Linked DNA regions of Homo sapiens: region 1 is linked to region 2. A link is an interaction called in ENCODE POLR2A ChIA-PET data of the cell type or tissue named here. Cell type or tissue: OCI-LY7. All regions are shown on one strand. Links, peaks and the distances in the headings refer to the core of each region. The heading gives the core; the rest is flanking DNA.

The links. ChIA-PET counts read pairs that join two places held together with the same protein. Peaks named below come from ENCODE experiments on the same cell type or tissue, not always from the same donor. Only the 100,000 strongest peaks of a DNase experiment are listed, where the experiment ranks them.
Region 1: POLR2A ChIA-PET joins it to region 2 with 8 read pairs; 2 of 35 experiments call an interaction of 5 or more read pairs at or near these places.

Annotation. Positions count from the first base shown.
Region 1 is chr2:61,443,929-61,450,472 of GRCh38, forward strand. All of the region lies in intron 1 of USP34 (ubiquitin specific peptidase 34), which reads right to left. Among named protein-coding and RNA genes, the nearest start is that of USP34, 24 kb to the right of the region's middle. RefSeq lists a silencer at 6,349-6,448. In OCI-LY7, for the core only: no CTCF peak of the experiment used is centred there; DNase peaks (open chromatin) are centred at 843 and 3,223; H3K4me3 peaks cover 2,010 bases; H3K27ac peaks cover 5,000 bases.
Region 2 is chr2:61,210,037-61,216,580 of GRCh38, forward strand. USP34 (ubiquitin specific peptidase 34) reads right to left here. Exons shown (of 80, transcript NM_014709.4): 68 at 4,024-4,658; 69 at 1,736-1,893. Among named protein-coding and RNA genes, the nearest start is that of C2orf74-AS1, 35 kb to the left of the region's middle. In OCI-LY7, for the core only: no CTCF peak of the experiment used is centred there; no DNase peak of the experiment used is centred there.

The DNA of each region.
Region 1 (6,544 bases), core at 842-5,841, 230 kb after region 2:
TATCTGCACCTTATGCTCAATTTTGGTGTGAACTAAAAACTGCTGTAAAAAAATAATGCTGACCAGGCAAGGTGGCTCATGCCTGTAACCCTAGCACTCTGGGAGGCGAAAGCAGGACTGCTTCAGCATGGGCAACATACGGAGACTTCATTGCTAAAAATATAAATAAATAAAATTGTAGGTATGGTGGGGCATGCATGCCTGTAGTCCCAGCTACTCAGGAGGCTGAGGTGGGAGGATCACTTGGGCCCAGAAGGTCAAGGTGACAAGATTCTGCCACTGCACTCCAGCCTGGGTGACAGAGCAAAACCCTGTCCCAAAAATAAAATCTATTAAAAAGAAAAAACTCAAAAGCCTAAGAATTAAAATATACAATAACAGAAATTAAAATTGATAGATGGCTTTAATACAGATTAAACAAGACTGAGAAATCGAAAAAGGAAGATGGGTCAAAGAAAATATCCAGACTGCAGTATGAAGACACAAAAGCCAAAAGGATAAAAATATAGAAGAAAGCAAAAGAGAGAAGGAAGATCAAAAGGTGATGAAAGACAGACTGAGGCAGTGACTACATTTGAAAAAATAATGGCTAAGTACTTCTAAAATAAATTTTTAAAAAACTCACATTCAAGAAGCACTATGAATCCCAATAAATACAAAATCAGATGCGGACTTGTCATAGTTAACTACTGAAGACAAAAACAAAGAAAATCTTAAAACTGAGCAAATGATGCACATTAAAGGGCTAGGGTGGGAGGGCCAGCTTTTTCACGGGCTACCTGAATGACATGCCTAGTCAAACAAATCCCCTGAGCCCTATGCAAATCAGACATTGCCTCCTCCAGCCTCTGCATATATACCTGGCAGGTGTCCACCGCACGTGGAGACCTCCTTTTTTGGCTTTGGAGCACCCCCTCCGTCTCTGTACAGGGGAGCCTCTTCCTTCTGCCTTATCGTTTCTTTCTTGCCTATTAAACTCTGTTCCTTAACACCAAAAAAAAAAAAAAACTGAGCAAGTGAGGAAAAAACTTATCTTCAAAGAAGTAACAGTAAAACCGATAGGTGATTTCTCTGTATAAACAATGGAAGCCAGGGGACAATGGAATGATTGGTTTGAAGAAGCAATAGTAACTGCCAACTTGTAATTCATTATCCTACTTCAGTGTTAGCCTAAAAATGAACTTTAGAAAACAAGCAAACACTGAAAAAAAAATTTGTCAACAGCAGAACCACACTAAACACACACACACAAAAAAATGCTAAGAGAAAAAACTGTCAACAGCAGAACCACACTAAAAAAAAAAAAAAAAAAAAAAAAAAATGCTGGCCGGGCCCGGTGGCTCACACCTGTAATCCCAGCACTTTGGGAGGCCGAGGCGGGCGGATCACAAGGTCAGGAGATCAAGACCATCCTGGCTAACACAGTGAAACCCCATCTCTACGAAAAATACAAAAAGTTAGCGGGGCGTGGTGGCAAGCACCTGTAGTCCCAGCTACTCAGGAGGCTGAGGCAGGAGAATGGCATGAACCCGGGAGGCAGAGTTTGCAGTGAGCCGAGATTGCGCCACTGCACTCCAGCCTGGGCAACAGATCGAGACTCCGTCTCAAAAAAAAAAAAAAAAAATTGCTAAGAGAAAAATGATCCCGGATGAAAGCCAAGAGACACAAAAAAGAAGAGCAACAGAAAGAGTAAATGTGGGTAAATCTAAATTAACATAAACTGTATAAAATAATAATAATGTCTTACAGGCCAGGCACAGTGGCTCTGCCTGTAATCCCAGCACTTTGGGAGGCCAAGGCAAGCGGATCACGAGGTCAGGAGTTCAAGACCAGCCTGACACCCAGTCTCTATTTTTAAAAATACAAAAAATTTGCCAGGCGTGGTGCTATGCACGTGTAATACCAGCTACTCGGGAGCCTGAGGCAGAAGTATCGCTTGAACCTGAAAGGCAGAGGTTGCAGTGAGCTGCGATCGTGCCACTGCACTCCAGCCTGGGCAACACAGTGAGACTCTGTTTCAAAAAAAAAAAAAGTAATTAGTCTGTAACTTGGTGGGCACCTGTAATCCCAGCCACTCAGGAGGCTGAGGCAGGAGAATCACCTGAACCCAGGAAGGCAGAGATTACAGTGAGCCAGGATTGCACCACTGCACTCCAGTCTGGGTGACAGAGTCAGACTCTGTCTCAAAAAAAAAAAAAAAAAAAAACTAAACTAAAACTTAGAAATGTCTACATATTTATTCATTCATTTATAAATACTTCATTCCATATTTTCCACCAAAAAACACCAGTGAGACAAGTGGAACTGTTATATATTTTTGAAAATCTAGGGTCTAGCTTAATAGAAGATGGCTGTATCCTTCTAAGTGCTTCTGTACTCCATCATATACTGTCCTGATTGAAGTATATGAAGATCCATCCTGAAATGATCTAAAGTTGAAAGTAGGAATATTTTAACAGCTTTGTCTTAAATATTTTCTTCTTCAATATTACACCAAAACTCAATGGTAATTTCTTAAAATGAGTTGTAATATGAAAACTGAAATCATGTAAGTACTGTCTGTTACATTAAAATCCAGTGATGTAGGCTGGGCGTGGTAGCTCACGCCTGTAATTCTAGCCCTTTGAGAAGCCAAGGCGGGCAGATCACTTAAAGTCAGGAGCTCGAGACCAGCCTGGCCAACATGGTGAAGCCCCATCTCTACTAAAAATACAAAAATTAGCCAGGTGTAGTGGTATGTGCCTGTAATCTCAGCTACTCAGGAGGCTGAGGTGAGAGAATCCCTAGAACCTGAGAGGCAGAGGTTGCAATGAGCCGAGATCGTGCCACTACACTGCAGCCTGGGCAACAGAGCAAGACTCCACATCAAAAAAAAAAAAAAAAAATTCCACTGATCTACTTTACCCTCTGAGTAGATACTTTGCCCATGCATAATTTTATAACATAATATACTGGTGATCTGGAAAATATTGGTCCACTAAGTTATGTACATCATCTTTCCAATGTTGACACATTTCATTACACAGCATCAGAAAATAACATTAGGCCGGGCGTGGTGGCTCATGCCTGTAATCCCAGCATTTTGGGAGGCCAAGGCAAGCAGATCACCTGAGGTCAGGAGTTCAAGACCAGCGTAGCTAACATGGTGAAACACTGTCTCTACTAAAAATAAAAAAATTAGCCTGGCATCGTGGCATGCACCTGCAGTCTCAGCTACTCGGGAGGCTGAGGCACCCGAATCATTTGAACCCAGAAGGCAGAGGTTGCAGTGAGCAGAGAACGCACCACTGCACTCCAGCCTGGGCAACAGAGTGAAACTGTCTTCCAAAAAAAAAAAAAAAAAAAAAAAAAAAACCAGAAAACATATATAATTCCACTGATCTCATCAGAAAAATCTGTTAAGTATTGGGCACCTTTCAAGTTCATGGTGTCAGGTTCAAGTTTTCTAAAATTTTAATTTTTCTATCAAAGCTCAAATTTTATCACTGGCAATTAACATTATCAGTCTTCCTTGAAGTGACATGCTTGGTTTTTCAAGAAAATGCTTGTTAAATATAAAAAATCTGGATAACTTTGCATGAGTCCATCACACTTTCAAACAGATGTTTTATGAAAAAAGCAGCTAGCTCAGCTCACAACTCAAACCACTTGTCCATTTTCTCAAATTAACCATCTTACTGCACTAAGGAGAGAAGAAATGCTTTATATGAACTCATTTCATCACAGAATATAAAAAGACATGAATACAAGATCTGTGAAATTGGTTTTTTTAGTTTTGGGTTTTTTCTTTTATTTATTTATTTATTTGAGACAGTCTCACTCTGTCGCCTAGGCTGGAGTGCAGTGGTGCAATCTCGGCTTGCTGCAACCTCCGCCTACTGGGATCAAGCCATTCTCCTGCCTCAGCCTCCCAAGTAGTTGGGATTGCAGGTGCGCGCCACCACACCAAACTAATTTTTGTATTTTTAGTAGAGACAAGGTTTCACCATGTTGGCCAGGCTGTTCTTGAACTCCTGACCTCAGGTGATCCACCTGCCTTGGCCTCCCAAAATACTGGGATTACAGGCAAGAGCCAAGGATCTGTGAAATTTAATAAAATTGAACATCAAGTCAAAATTTATTTTAAATAACAAATGTTTGGGAGTAAGGAATACAACATCTACTTAATGCCACTGTCTTTCTTCATACAAAGTGGCCAGTAGTTTTATCCATGACACTTTTGCACTATCAATGAAAATGTCAACACAATGAAAAACACAAACTGGCCAGGCATGAATGCCCATGTCTATAATCCCAGTACTTTGGGCGGCCAAGGCAGGAGGACTGCTTCAGGCCAGGAGTTCAAGACCAGACTGGGCAACACAGTGAGATCTGTCTCTACAAAAATAAAAAAATTTAGCCTGGTGTGGTGGCACATGCCTGCAGTCCCAGGAGGATCACCTTAGCTGAGGGGTTCAAGTCTGTAGTAAGCTGATAATAGCACCACACTCTGGCCCAGGAAACAGAGTGAGTGAGGCCCTGTCTCAAGGACGGGGAAAAAAAATGCAAAGAATATCTTATCTTGACAACTCTTTGACAGGCTCTCTGGGACCTCCATGGTTGACAGATCATACTTTGATAACCACTGATCAAGCCAAATGAAGATATATTTTTAATAATGAGTATATGAAGTAAAAGTCATCCCAAATGGAAAGAATAAAGAAACTGTTTCCATCCATAGATGACATACATAAAAAAGTCCTAAGGGATCCACTAAACAATTTACAAATGAGTTCAAGGTTGCAGGATACAAGATCAAGGTACCAAATCAACCATATTTCTATATATTAGCAATGAACAATTCAGATGTAAAATCTAGAAAAACAATTTTACAATAGCATCAGAAAGAATAAGATTCTTATTCTTTGCCCAAAATGTATTGAATAACAAAAAGTGCAGGCCAGAGGCCGGATACAGTGGCTCATGCCTGTAATCTCAGCACTCTGGGAGGCCAAGGCAGGTGGATCACCTGAGGTTGGGAGTTCGAGACCAGCCTGGCCAACATGGAAAAACCTGTCTCTACTAAAAATATAAAAATTAGCAAGGTGTGGTGGCGCATGCCTGTAATCATCCCAGCTACTCTGGAGGCTGAGGCAGGAGAACTGCTTGAACCTGGGAGGTGGATGTTGCGGTGAGCCAAGATCGTGCCACTGCACTCCAGCCTGGGCAACAGGAAGGAGGGAATGGAGGGACGGGAGGGACAGGAGGGACAAGAGGAGCGCTCGAACCTGGAAGGCAGAAGTCATGCCACTGTACTGCAGCCTGGATGACAGTGAGACTCCCTCTTAAAAAAAAAAAAAAAAGTAGGAAACTACAAAATATTGTTTAAAGCATTATAGACAACCTAAATAAATAGAAAGATATCCCATGTTCATGGATCAGGAGACTTAATATTGTTAAGATAGTAATAATCCTCAACTTGATACACAGATTCACTACAATCTCTACCAGAATTCCAGCTGGCATCTTTGTAGAAGTTTTCAAGTTGATCCTAAAACTCAGAAGGAAACTCAAGGGACCCTGAAGAGCCAACATAATTTTGAAAAAAAAAACAAAAACAAAAAAAAAACAAAGATTTACACTTTCTGACTTCCAATCTTATTACAAAGCCACAGCAATCAAGACAGTGTAGTACTGGCGTAAGGATAGACATACAGATCAATGAAACAGAATACAGAGTACAGAAAAAAACCCTATATATGTACAGGCAAATGACTTTCAAACAAGGATGCCAAGACCATGCAACAGAAAGAATAGATTTTTCTAAAAATGAAGCTTGGACAACTGAACAGCCTCATGCAAAAGAATGAAGTTGTATCAGCCGGCGCGGTGGCTCACGCCTGTAATCCCAGCACTTTGGGAGGCTGAGGTGGGTGGATCACGAAGTCAGGAGTGCGAGACCAGCCTGGCCAATATGGTGAAACCCCGTCTCTACTAAAAATACAAAAATAAGCTGGGCATGGTGGCGCACGCCTGTAGTCCCAGCTACTCGGGAGGCTGAGGCTGGAGAATCACTTGAACCCAGGAGGCAGAGCCTGCAGTGAACAAAGTTCATGCCACTGCACTCCAGCCTGGGCAACAAACCAAGACTCTGTCTCAAAAAATAAAAATAAAAATACAAAAAGTCTTAAACAAAAAAAAAGGACTGAAGTACTGGCATATGCTACAACATGGACAAAACTGGAAAGCATTATGCTAAGTGAAAGTAGGCAGTCACAAAAAAAACAAATATTAGTATTCCATATACACGAAAGGTTCAGAATAGGCAAATATATTAAGAATGCATATTGGTTGTTGCTTCGTGCTACTGAAATGGGAAGTAGCTTAGGGTGACTGATTGCTAAAAGGTAGGGGAATCCTATTGAGGTGATAAAGTGTTCTAGACTTGTTTGTGGTGATGGTTGCACAACTCTGAATCAGTCGGGTGCCAGTAAGGTATGTGAATTTATTAGATTGGTACAAAAGTAATTGTGGTTTACAAGTGGCAAAACCCCAATTATTTTCG
Region 2 (6,544 bases), core at 977-5,976:
TAAGTGCTACGATAGAAGAATCAAGAAGTTAAAAAAACTTATAAAGTAAAAAAAGTTCAGTACATTAATAATGAAGAAAAAGTATTTTAAAATAAATTTAGTGTAGCTTAAGTGTACAGTGTTTATAAAGTCTATAGTAGGGTACAATAATGTCCCAGGCCTTCACATTCCCTCACCACTCATTCACTGGCTTACCTAGGGCAATTTCCAGTCTTGCAAGCACCATTCATGGTAAGTGCCCTACACAAGTGTACCATTTTCTGTCTTTTATTCCATATTTTTACTGTACCTTTTCTATGTTTAAATACGTTTAGATACACAAATACTTACCTTTCTGTTATAATTGCCTACAGTATTCAGTGTAGTAACATGCTATACAGATTTAGAGCCTAGGAACAGTTGGCTATACCATATATCCTAGGGGTGTAGCAGGCGCTACTATCTAGTTGTGTGTGAGTAGTCACTCTGATGTTTGCACAATGATGAAATAGGCTAAAAATTTATTTCTCAGAATGTAACCCTGTTGTTATGCAACACATGACTATAATTACTCACACAGCTATATTACTGTTAACAGGTCTTCTTTCATTAGATACCAGAAAAATGTTGTTATAGACTACAACTGGAAATCCTTCTACTTTATTCCTTTCCTTTTTCAAGAAGAGTTAAGAAAGCTCCAAATCTTTTTTTTCTTTTTTTGAGACTCGCTCTGTCACCCAGGCTGGAGTACAATGGCACAATCATGGCTCACTGCAGCTTCCACCTTTTGGGCTCAAGGATCTTCCCACCTCAGCCCCCCGAGGAGCTGGGACTACAGGTGCATGCCGTCACACCCTAATTTATTTGCTAACTTATTTATTTATATAGAGATGGGGTTTTACTATGTTGCCCAGGCTGCTCTAAATCTTTTTTGAAATAAAGCTTTAAGTAGTAAACTTTGGGAAAACAATTGTATTCAAAATTAATCCAAAATTTAAAAACAATCCCTTTAAGAAATCCGGCAAAGGCGTAGTTAATTTCCCTGTTTACTAATGAAGACTCACATTTGAAAGCTTTCCAAAGAAGACAATCTGAAATAACCTCATCTTAGATTGAGTAGCTTAAGATATTACAGTGAAGTCTTCAGTAAAGTACCATTAAAAAAAATGTGCCTAATAAAAAACAACACTTCCAAGTCTTAGATGTAATACATAGAAGAATTTAAGAAATTAGCCTGAACTTTATTTCTCTAGGTTAAGGGGAATTAAGGGTAATTTGTAGTAGTTCCTGTAACCATTCAATAACTTCTGTAGCTCTGAAAATTAATTATAAAGACTATGTTTTATAATTTTGGCCAAGTCATATAGATCAGAAAGCCAGATAGATATATTTGGGCTAAACAGAATGCAAAATATTAACAGACTCATCCAAAGGTGCAGAAAACTTCCTGGAGGCCTCTAGAACTGAACTATCAAGCCTGAGTTAGGATAAATTGCCATAAACAAGACTATTCAAGCTTTGGGTAGAAGGCTATACATAAAGGTTCCCTTCAACCCTAAAATGATAAAACATACACAAATACAAACCAAAGCCAGACCAAAAACTGTTTAAAAGTAGTTCATGAACCTTCAAAATGTTCCAAAGTGGCTACATGCACAAATGCTTCCCCAATGTAAATGATTTATCTTTAAACATCAAAAGGATGGTCCTCATCTCACTGGAAATAAACAAGACAAAACTAAAAACATCTTTTTACCTTATTAAAGTAGTCCAGCAGGAGCGGCCATCTAAGCAACGTAAGTAACAACTTATGGTTGTTTTCTTGAACTGTTTAATATCTTCTAATTCTTCTTCTCTCATATCTGGCCTCTGAGCTATAAACAGCTGCATCAGGTTAAACAGTTCTTCTACTGCCTAAAAAAGCCAAATAAGCCATATGATCTTTTAACCCTATAGCATTTTAGAAGGTCAGTTTCTCATTTCTACGTTCATTAATCAACTCTTAAAATTATACAAATAAGCTAGATTATACTTCCATTCAGAAAGTTATAAAATCAGTAACAAATTCTATTTAAAAAATTTTGGCTGGGCGCAGTGGCTGATGCCTAGCACTTTGGGAGGCAGAGGCGGGCAGATTGCCTGAACTCAGGAGTTCGAGACCAGCCAGGGCAACATGATGAAACTCTGTCTCTACTAAAATACAAATAATAACAATAATAATAAACACTAAAAGAACTCAACAAATCTTAAAATACAAGTTTAGAAAGAGTAAAAACTGTAAGTGAATACAATTCATTTTTAGTCTTATTACTGCTTAAAGCACTACTTTTGTAACTTCAAATGTAAACCCAGAGGCATGCCACACCATCTCCTATCCACTTTTTCTTTAATTAATGAGAAATCATTACTTTGTCACAAAGATTTTAAATGCCTAAATAACCCTTAAATTAATAGTGTATATGAGGTAAACCTTTGTTCCAACATTTAAAATGCTTTTCTAGAATGATGCTCAGTTCAATTTCCTGATGAATAAAAAGTAAAAACAAATATTTTAGTAAAATCACTAGCTGTGATTTTATAGACTCATATGCACATGTCAGGAGAGGACTGCTCTTCTAACACATACTTGTCAATGAACTGAAACCCCCAGCTTCTTATTTTTCAAAGCAAAAAACTGACTTAAGTACCATTTTCATGAAAATTTCTAATAGATAAGGACATTCTACAATAAAAGACATTACATTTCACTGATGTCAAGGGCAATAAATAACATGGAGGGATAAATTCTAACTCATCTAGTACTTGTCAAAGTATATTTAATTCTGGACATCACATCTAGTAACTAGATCAAATATTATTTATGTGAATATGATAGAGACAAATTTACTGAAACTTAATAAATCCTATCCCGACCCCTTTGAAGTCAGAAAGATTGATATTTTGTATTCTTATGGCATTGGTTTTCAATTTCTTGGTACTTGTACACTCACTCTCTTTCCTGCATTGTAGGGATTCTGATTTTTTCTTTTGAGACAGAGTCTTGCTTTGTTGCCCAGGGTGCAGTACAATGTCTCAATGCAGCCTCAACCTCCTGGGCTCAAGCGATCCTCCCACCTCAGCCTCCCAAGCAGCTGCGACTATAGGTGCACACCACTACTCCCAGCTAATTTTGTATTTTTTGTAGAGATGGAGTTTTGCCATGTTGCCCAGGCTGGTCTTGAACTGCTGGGCTCGAGTGATCCGCCTCTGCCTCCAAAGTGCTGAAATTACAGGTGTGAGCCACTATGCCGGCCTGGGATTCTAATTTTCTCTGACTAGAAATTAGGTTATTCTTCCCAGGTGTGAGATTCTATACAACTCATTACACCATCTAGAAAAAAAAAGACCGTCTATAAAGGACGGTCTGTCTTTAAAGTACAGTTTACAACAGAGAATAAGAGGCAACAGTGAAAAGTTATTAACCAGGTTTGACAGCTTTACATCGAGGGGAGGAAACTTAATATAAAACCTACAAGTAAGTGTGCAGAGTAAAAGGGACCCAATTTAGACTGCATATATATGTATCTCGATTGATCTCTTAAGCATTTCATTTGTTTGGATGCAGCTTGAGAAAAAATACTGCGGAATACTACTAGTTTTAGATATAAAATTGTCTAGCTCACAGTTTACCACAGCATGTAGATTTTGCTAAGTATCTGATTTTTAAATAGCAAAGTACTCAATTCCTTAAAACTGTACCATGAAGCTGGCTTTTTTCATTAGGCACACATGAAGAATACATTTACAAAACCACAAATTAAAAAACAGGTAAGTTTTACTGGATATGCAACTTTAACTTCACCCTAAGAAAAGTTATCTACACAGTTATCAATTTTATAACAACACAGCATTTTATATATGTATTTAAGAAAACAAATACACATTAAGTTCTTAAGAAAGAATGGTGAGACTATTCTATATTCTGCCACCACTTCCCACCAGGGGAAAAACAGGTATTTCCAATCTATTTGAGGATACAGATAAAAGAGTATCAATTTTACTCACTCCAGGGTATTGGCTGGCATGTGGTGTAAGATTCTTAAAGGCCCACTGGATGTTCTGGTGAGAAGCCAGTTGTCGTGTGAATGCAGGAGACTGCTCACAGCAGAGCCTCAGAATGCCATAGTACGCTGGCAGCATCCCACGGTTAAAAAGCACCACATCCTGATCATCATGGTCAGCAAGGATGTAATTGAAGGCAATGTTCTTGGTTACCACTGGGTTCTGAACAATAAGGCGGATATTCTCTGGACAGTCAGCACAGACATTGTACCAAAATGAAAGCAAAGCCTGTTTATTGTGATTTGTAGCTATTGCTGGCTCAGAAAGTTTAGGCTGGAAAAGGTTCCACAAATCCATGAAATATGTGGAAAACATCAGCTTCTCAGTTTTGGAAATTAAACAGTAAGTCATAAAGCTAAAATAGGGCACTAGCTTTGTAGTGCCATGAACAGCAGCATCAACATAAAGTTTGGCTCTTGAGAGCAAACCAAGGAGCACGTTGTAGACCTGATGTAGGACTACTGTTGTGTCTGGACTGAGTGGAAGGTCACGGGTTGGGATGTGCAAAGACCTTGTTGACCGGAACATCTGACGGAATGAATTGCTTGGTATAAGGGACACCAGAAGATAAGCTGCAGCTATAAAATGTAAAACAAAACTGTCAGATCCTTGTAAGATATAAAATAGACTGAACAGCAGTCATTAATCACAAAGCCACTGTTCCCTTTAATAATTAAAATGAATAAAAAGGGACATGAACATCTCTTTTAGTATCTTTCTGCTTTCCCCTTGGCCCCACAAAAAGATCCCAAGAGGTGATAAAAATAGATACCTTCTATTCTGCCATTGTTATTTTTGAAGTGGCAATAATTTTTAAACCACTTTTCTTTAGCTTGCCTAAGATGCAGAATTTTCCCACTTTATCTTTTATTTCTTCTCAGGAAGTAGTATGATTTAACAGAGGGAACCCAGCATTTGCAGTCAGAAGACCTACCAAAAGGTACCTGAGGAGGTCAAATCATTCAATGTTCTACAGTCTTAGTTTTCTTCTTAATTGAAAAATAATGATAATTTACTTTGTAATAACATACAGATATGGTAAAATATACTTGTTATAAAGAAAGAAATAGATATACATAAAAGTTCAATATATAAGATTACATATATGCTAATTATAGAACATTAACTTTGGAAAATCTTTAAAAGTCTTCTAAGGCTAACCTTACACCAAAGGAAAGAACTGGGTGTTAAATTGTAACCAGATAATATATATTTAAGTTATAAAGAAAGAATGAGATATACATAAAAGTCCTATTTGATTACATATATGCTAATTACAGAACATTAACTTTGGAAAATCTTTAGAAGTCTTTTAAGGCTAAACTTACACCCAAGGAAAGAACTTGGTGTTAAACTTATTAAGCCTATGTTATAATGCTGAGGAGTTAGTGACTTATTAGTTGCGCTAACCTGTAAAAGCAGTTACTATCAACAAAGCATTGACCTAGGTGCTGTATAAACTTCTCATTTAATCCTCACAATGACCCTGGATGGAGGTAACAGTGCTCTGGAAAATCTGAATCTTGGAGAAGCAAAGACCAAGGTCACACAGATAAAGAGGTGGAGGCTAGATTTTGCCTTGAGAAACAATGATGATGATAATGATAATGGTAAAACAATAATAGTAATAACTATAATAAGAATTGTGAGCCTTTACCAAATGTATACTATTTGACGTCATAACTTTATGTGGCAGGCATTGCATTTATTATCCCCACTTTCACTCAGGCTTACAACAATGGGACTATCTCAGCTTACACAGCTAGTGGCCAGAGCTGGGATTCAAATCCAGCCAATCAGATTCACAGGCTAATAATGCTCCTAACATTCACTATGGAACCTCCTCAAGACTCTCTAATGTCTGAGTTTGGGTTCTTTTCAGGACAACCATTATTTGTCTCCCCCTATTCTAACTATAACTTGATAATTTCCATTGTATTGTCAAAGCAAACAAAGTTAGGGTTTCTAAAATTAATTTTAGTTTATTTTACAAATTTATTTCCAAATTAAACTTTGTGCACAATACTCCATTTTCTAGATATTTCTTTACCTATATACTAGTCTGCTTAGTCAGAATTTTTAAGGCTCAGTTTGTTATGTGTTTCAAATATAAAAACCTGGCATGTAGGTATCATCCTGATCAATTTTTGCATAAAACTTCAATCAAGAAAAGTAATTTACGATTTAAAAAAGCCATTTGGCGGCTGGGTGCGGTGGCTCATGCCTGTAATCCCAGCATTTTGGGAGGCCAAGGCGGGCGGATCACGAGGTCAGGAGCTCGAGATCATCCTGGCTAATATGGTGAAACCCCATCTCTACTAAAAATACAAAAAATTAGCCAGGCGTGGTGGTGAGCGCCTGTAGTCCCAGCTACTCGGGAGGCTGAGGCAGGAGAATGGTGTGAACCCGGGAGGCAGAGCTTGCAGTAAGCCGAGATTGCGCCACTGCACTCCAGCCTGGGTGA